Regions from separate parts of the Homo sapiens genome. Here region 2 is linked to region 1. Evidence: read pairs that join two places in POLR2A ChIA-PET (ENCODE). Cell type or tissue: PC-9. All regions are shown on one strand. Region 1 has its middle 70 kb from the start of LINC01991. Region 2 has its middle 35 kb from the start of RTP4.

Evidence for each region. Peaks named below come from ENCODE experiments on the same cell type or tissue, not always from the same donor. Only the 100,000 strongest peaks of a DNase experiment are listed, where the experiment ranks them.
Region 2: POLR2A ChIA-PET joins it to region 1 with 13 read pairs; 1 of 35 experiments calls an interaction of 5 or more read pairs at or near these places.

Annotation. Positions count from the first base shown.
Region 1 is chr3:188,044,216-188,048,215 of GRCh38, reverse strand. No RefSeq gene overlaps it. Among named protein-coding and RNA genes, the nearest start is that of LINC01991, 70 kb to the right of the region's middle. In PC-9, no CTCF peak of the experiment used is centred here; a DNase peak (open chromatin) is centred at 1,535.
Region 2 is chr3:187,401,574-187,405,573 of GRCh38, reverse strand. No RefSeq gene overlaps it. Among named protein-coding and RNA genes, the nearest start is that of RTP4, 35 kb to the right of the region's middle. In PC-9, no CTCF peak of the experiment used is centred here; a DNase peak (open chromatin) is centred at 1,683; H3K27ac peaks cover 539 bases.

The DNA.
Region 1 (4,000 bases):
TAGCACAAGCCCTGATATTCTTTAGCCTGACCCTCAATGAAAATTAGCTGAGGACGCCTGAGCTCACTCTCTGGAATGAGACCTAAATACCATCTCCTGCATAATCTTATAGAAAATGAATGAAACAGAGACTGCACTGTGAGTTCTGGTGCCAATTATAAAGGATCTGGGGCAGGGATCTGGCATCCAGGTGGCTAGAGGAAGAGTCCTGGAGTTTTTAGCATCCTCCCCTCTGGGTCCCATTTCTCTGGTTTTTCATGGTGTGATCTGGACTGAAATGCCCATCAGTTATTCTAGACCCCGACTTACTGATCACAGAGAATCTTTAATCTGTGCTTGTTTACTCTGAAACTGGCATCTCCACTAGTGCTGCAGCTGCTCACCAGACACACCAGAGCACTCTTTCTTGCTGATGATGCTGGAGCACTTTGTTGCTCACTGATCATGCTGGAGCTCTATGTTGCTCACCCATCATCCTGGAGCACTCTCTTGCTCATTGATGATACTGGAGCACTCTGTTGCTCCCTAATCATACTGAAGCTCCATTTTCTCAGTGAGGATCAGAATTCATCATCCCTGGCTGCTCTAGTTCCCACATCCTGGTTGCTGGGAAGGGTTTTAAAACCTCTTACATGGAAAGAGTCCCTTCTTCCTGATTAGAGTCCAAACTGAAAATGGATCCTCTATTTGCAAGCACCACGACACTTCCAGTGCAGCATTAGTAAATACCTCCCAAGCAACAGCAGCCTGGCACATTATTGTTTAGCCACCTCCTGCCCGATATCATGTGGGTTTCACTTATAGAAGGTTCTACAAGGTAAGGGAGGTAGAAACAAGTCAGCACAAACAGAATTATAAATATCTTTATAGTGACAGATATATGAAATCTAATTGGGTGGGGAAAACAGATGCAGATAAACAGCTGGATAAGAATGCAGGTTTGAACCTAGTGAAATACAAAGAGGATGATATAAAAGATAATATTAAAGAAAAAGCTGCCTGTAGGTATTCTACCTTTTGCAATATTTTTTTATTTTCCATAGTCCCATCTGTCTTCTTGTCCATATACAATGCACATTTTTACATAGTTGCAGTCATGTCACAAATACTATTTAGGGTTCTGTGTTTTCGCTTAATATTACATGAATTTGCCGTATTGCTCCAATCTTTCTTTTATGGCTGCAGAAATGCCATTGTGGTGATTCACACCAAGTTTCTTGCCTTTTACCTATTGTTGGAATTTTATGTCTCCAGCTGCTTAGCATTATGGATAATTTTGTAAAGATTATCTTAGGATATTCAGCTTTGTGCTTTTGTTGATTTTCTTAGGATCAAAATCCAGGAGGGAACTGATTTGTAAAGGGGTATGAGGAACAACATTCCCTCTGGTACAAAGCTAACTGTGTTGGGCACAGCTCTAAGCCTCATACTAATCTTACTGGACATAGCTCTAAGCCTCATACTGATCTTACTGGCATGTTGCTCTAAGCCAGTAACTAGCATGTCACCTGGCAACTGAGCAGAAGAACAGAGGTTTACTAGGTCCTGAGGGAGGCTGTTACTGCACAAGTTCTTTGCTGGTGACAGCAGAAAGTACTTAGGGGCCATTCCAAGGGTCTGCCTTGTTTGCAGAGTTGATTCATTTGTGGTTGCCATATAAAGGCCTCTGAACCAACAATTGTTTGGGAGCAAAAGCAAACGAGTGCCAAGATCCAAGTTCTCGTACTGTGGCTGTAGGGTTGAGGGCTGCATAGGGTCGAAAGGTATAAGTCACTGTAATATCAGCGTGGGGACACCATGGGTCTCATCAGTGGTTTTGCCCATGGGCACAGCCCTTGTGGCGGATGTCTAATTGTGTGCAGCCCAGATGTCAGCGGAGGCCCTTGGAGATCCTATTAAACTTGACCCGAACCCCAATGCCAAGCCTTATGAGAGCCTTGAATCCACAGAGCAGTTGCTCTCCGTACCCACACCATATATCATCATGCCTCATTCAGCTTTCATGCCCTCTTATCTAAGAGTGCTGTCTGGTTCTGTCCTGCACCACCCATTCCAGGAACAAAGCCCATTTCCTTCACTTGGTCTTCACAAAAACCCACTTGCATTCAGACGTTTGTGAGTTTGGTAACTTTACTGAAGATCGAGGGTCATGAGGGGAGTCTTCATAGACTCGGCAGCCCTTGCTGTCTTTTCACCTCCTGCCTTCTCTGGTCCTCAACCTCATTCTTCTGAGCAACAGGCACCTGATCCCTGGTCTTCTTTAGTAAAGTTCCCCATACTCAGGTCCCTTCTGTGCCCATCCAGGTATTTTATCCCAAGCAAATAGATATGGCCCCCTGAAGGAAATCCTGGTAGAGAATCTTCCTCTATCTCACCATTTGCTGTCAATAACCATATCTTTACAGGTAGATGGTTAGTGAGGAGTTTTTGGTTTTGTTTTAAATGAGATAAGCTTTACATAAGAGGAGTTGTTTACAGGGAACTTTTACAGATATTATTCCATTCAGGACTCCCAGTAGCCCTGGCAGGTGATTAGTTAGACAGGTGCTATTATCTGAATGTTTGTGTCCTCCCCAAAGTCATGTGTTGAAACCTAAGCCCCAGCGGGATGGTGTTAGGAGATGGGGCCTTAGTGAGGTGATTTGGTCATGAGAACCAGGTCCTCATGAGTGGAATTATTGGCCTTACAAAAGAGGCCCCAGAGAGCTCTCTCACCCCTTCCCACCACATGAGGACACAAGGAGCAGTTGGTAGTCTACAACTTGGAAGATCACCCTCACCAGAAGCTGCCCATGCTGGCACCTGGTCCTGGACTTCCAGCCTCCATATCTGTGAGAAATGAATGTATGTTGTCAATAAGCCACCCAGTCTGTGATAGTGTATTATAGGAACCTGAACAGACGAAAGCAACTGGCATTATTATCCTGGCTTAGAGTTGAGGAGACTGTGGCCCAGAGAAGGGGAAGAACCTGATTGGGGCCACTCAGCTGATTATTGAAGAGCCGGAACCAGAGCCCAGATCTCTACTGGGTTCAGTGCATGATCCTTCTCCACATCATCTTGCCAGGTCAGTTCTAGGAGCCTCACTAAGCTCTAACAGTGGCAAGCATTCAATAAACGCCCACCCAGTAGACATTACCAAGTCCTCACTCTGTGCCTGTTTTCAAGAGTGTAGAGTGAAGAAAGCATGAATAAATTAAGAGGCTTCTTGTTACCCCAGCACCCAACACTTAGTTAAAACCAGATGTGATAGACAAAATATGTTATACCCACACAAAGGAATATTAGTCAGCCACGAAAAGGAATGAAAGAAATACTGATACATGTTACAACATGATTGACCTTGAAAACATGCTAGGTGAGAGAAGCCAGACGCAAACAGCCACAGATTCTATGGTTTCATTTGTACGAAATGTTTAGAATAGGCAAATCCATAGAGACAGAAAGCAGACTAGTGATTGCCAGTCTTGGAAGAGGGGGAAATAGAGTGAGTGCTTAATGGTGTAAGGTTTCCTTTTGGGGTGATAAAAAATGTCTTGTAACCAGATAGAGGTGGTGGTTGCACAATATTGTGGATGTACTAAATGTTACTAAATTCTACACTTAAAATGTTAATTTTATATTATGTGAATTTCACTTCAATTCAAAGTAAAAAAAAACTCAACAAACCAACAAACCAGTGTGACTTCACCCCCCCACCTTCAGCTTTCACCTCCTTGCATGGTTCCAGGTCCTGATGCTCCCTCACTGGACAGGGAATGAACATATGCAGACTCAGTTCTCAATTCTGTCACTTACCAGCTATGCGGCCTTGAGAGTTTATGCCTTTCTCTGGACCTCAGCTTTCTAACCTGCAAGTTGAGGATGTCACCCAGATTTTAACCCAAGTTCCTTCTAGGTAGGCATTCTGAGATATTGGGAGTAAAAGGAAGGATGCAAACCAATTGGGGAGGGGCAGGGGAGGCACTCTGTTTCTTCTGCAACTTTCTCTTCTCAGCTA
Region 2 (4,000 bases), 640 kb after region 1:
TCCAGTATTTATACACCTACTGCAGGAAGTTACAGGTTGAGTGTTATTTGGGGGATGCAGGTGGGTTGCACTTCCAGCCTCCTTCATGATGGGCTTCAGTGGCCAAAGAAGACTCTTAATTAAAGAAATGTAGATGCTGGCAGCTGCAAGTCACTGGACATATACAGGAGATGGGAGAATATAGACAGGCCACTGATAATGGCTGCTACATGTGCATATCCACGTTACATTGTCAGATCTGTGAGCCAGTGCATGGTGTATTACGTGGGAATTGGGAGACCCAATTTCTCGCTTAATATGTTTAAGCTCTGTTTGGAAATCCATAACTGAACACAACTTAGAGACCCAGGGAAGTGCTTCTGAAGCCAGCAGCCGAGATAACAAAAGATTTATAAAGCAGGCCAAGTTGGTTGATGGCTCTGGGTTTATTTAGCCTACAGAAGGGAAAGTTGAAACAGAGCTTAATTAAAATCCACTGAATCTAATCTCTTTGTAAATTCTGTTAATTCTATATCCACAGTGACTTTCTTTTTCACCCCTCAAGCCCTTGTCTAAGCTGTCAATATTTATCACCCATATCGTCATTTTCTTGACTTTTAGATTGAATGCTCTTTTTTCTAAAAAAAAAAAAAAAAAAAAAAACAAAGCACACAAACACATGCACATAACAAAAGCAACAACAACAAATATTTTGTGATATCCCATTTAGTATCTGGATATAAAAATCATAGATAATGTAATCTATAAACATATCATTTCACAGACTGCAATATAATGCCCCGAACTTAATACATGAAGAAATAAAGGGAAGTAATTTGTAAAAAATAATAACATTTTAGCAATGCAATTGCTGGAGCACATCACACTCGAGTACCTGAGCAAGTAGTGAAATGCTTGCACTTCTTCACAGAATCAGATTGCATGCCATAGCTACAAATGCACAAACGTAACAGCACAGGTGTGTTACAATGGAATTCAAATGCCATTAGCAGTGTGAGTATACATATAAAATAGAGTTAAATGCTAGGGTCAGACTAGCATATGTATATATATATGTGTGTGTGTGTATATATATGTATATATATGTGTGTGCGTGTATATATATGTATATATATATATATATAGAGAGAGAGAGAGAGAGAGAGAGAGAGTTAAATACTAGAATTAAAAAAATTACCATAGTTCGGGTTACACCAGAAACTCACCTTGAAACAAAGATACAATAGCAAAGCAGTTTATTTGAGAGGTAAAAGAAGCACTGGTGAAGGAAGACTAGTATAAAAAGGTCAGACTAGTATATATGCCAGGTCAGACTAGTATAAAAAAGATTATTTAACTTTCACATGGAATGCAGGACACTTCTTAGTTGTTTGGAGCTGTCCTTTGCAATGCAAAAGGTCTGTCATTCCTGGCTCTTGTCCACTAATAACAGTAGCAAATCAAATGATCCCATTAAATTTTAAAACATGCCCCGTGACCAGTATTAGTTCCAGTGAGAAGCACTGACTCATTACAATAAAATCTTCTGATGGAAACAACATGTGATGTTAAAAACAAAGAAGTCTATAGATCCTAAAGTCCGTAAGTAAAGCAAAGCCAATGTTCCAGTAACTGCTCTGAGAAGCTGTGATATGCTCTGGGTTGCACAGAAACGTGGGAGACTATCAAGGCCCCTCCCATAGTTCATTCTCTCCCAGTGATTCAGGTAGTGAGTCAGCTAGTAGCGGTGTTCACAAAAACTTGGAAGTTCCTAGTCCACATGTTTGTGTGACCTCTCTGTAGCCTCTGTGTCTAGGTTCTTGAGTATACAATGCACTGTGGACTGTTTGTGGCTTGGTGCAATCAGAAGTCATGGAAGATGGATAGAATAAATAGAAAGGGTGGTAATGGAATTGTCAAACCACAAGATTGACAACTTCTTCTTCTGGGAAGGGTCCCAAGCAACAGTCCTCCAGGTTCCTCAGGTTAGGTGATGCTGAGGAAAGCCAAAGAGCACCTGACACCATCTCCTAGTTCTTGGTACCTGTTAGCATATGCCTTTCATCAGTCTTTGTCAAACATATCCATCCAAGTCCCTGGATGGCCAAGGAGAATGAATAGAGATACCTCTCACAGGGGTGGGAAGAAGATGTGAAGTGGAGGGCAGGAGGTGAAGGAAGCCTAGAAATGTAGGTTAAATTAGCCTGCTGAAAACATAAAATGTCTTTAGAATCTCATGCTTTATCTTTCGTTATTTATTTATTTATTTGAGTCAGTAGTTCATTGCTGCCCAGGCTAGAGTGCAGTGGTGCAATCATAGCTCACTGCAGCCCACAACTTCTGGGCTCAAGTGATCCTCCCACCTCAGCCTCCGGACTACCTAGGACTACAGGCACACTCCACCATGCATGGCTAATTTTTTTAAACAAATTTGTAGAAACAGTGCTCACTATGTTGCCCAGGCTAGTCACAAACTCCTGGGCTTAAGCAATCATCTCTTTGTGGCCTCCCAAAGCACTGGGTCTACAGGTGTGAGCCACCACAACCCAGCCTCATGCTTTATCTTTAAAAATTTATTATTTTTATATTCCATAGTACATCAATGTTTGTTTTTTATACATATTTTGGTTTTGTGTGTAGGTCTCTGGGTTTGTGTATATATACATAATCTAACTAACTAAAGCAGGTTTGATCAAAACTAACACTTCAGAAATAAATGTTATCTTTCTCCTATGGCTTCAAGTTACCACCAGTGGGTGCAAACATTTTCACTTAAAAGGTGTCGAGCTTATTGTTATTTGAACATAGGGTATTTTAGGTCCTTTCTAGATCCCTGTAGCTCTTCAAGGTACTGGAGTAATGATGGTGCATAGGGAGGATGGATTTAGCAGGAGAAAAATCTACACTTTCTGATATATATATATATATGTGTGTGTGTATATATATATACGTGTATATATATGTGTGTATATATACACGTATATATATATGTGTACACGTATATATATATGCATATATATGTATATATATATGCGTATATATGTATATATATGCGTATATATATGTATATATATGCGTATATATATGTATATATATATATGCGTATATATATGTATATATATGCGTATATATATATGTATATATATATGCGTATATATATGTATATATATATGCGTATATATATATGTATATATATGCACACATACATATTTTTATATATAGAGAGAGTATATATATATATATATACACACACACACAGTCTTTTGTGTCTGGCTACTTTTACTCAGTGTAATGCTTTTTAGATTAATCTATGCTTTTTTTATATATCTGCAGTGCATTCTTTTTTATTTCTGAGTAGTATTTTACCATATATATGTATTAAAATTGTTTATTTATACCTTCTCCTGCTAATACATATTTAGATTGTTACCAGTTTTTAATCTAGCATAAATAATAATTCTGTGAAGATTTGTATACAAGCATTTTTATGGACACATGTTTTAATTGCTCTTGGATAACTGCCCAGAAGTGGAATTGCAGACGCCACAAGGCTCCGTTAGGAAAGCAGGATCATGGTGGTGCTGCTGGCGTTTTGTTTGAACACCTATCTAGTGACGGCTCATGTACCATCACCTTCCCTATTTCATGAAAGAGATTGTGTATAATCATTATTATTTCTTCCTTAGATGTTTGAAATTATTCACCAGAGATGTCATCTGGGCTGGGATTTTTCCTTCTGAAGCATTTTTAGTTACAAATAAAATTATTTTTAGATAGACTATTTGGAATTTCTATTTTCTCTTGTCAGTTTTAGTCATGTGTGTTTTTCAAAGGATTCTTCCATTTCCTATCAGAAGTTAAATTTATTGGCATAAAGCTATTTATAATAGACCTTATTATTCTTTTAGTGACTGTAAAATTTGTAATCATGTTCCCTTTTTTGTTCTTGATATAAATAATTTGTGTCTTCTCCCTTGTTTTCTTGGTGTGTTTAAATAGAAGTTATTAGTTTTATTGTTCT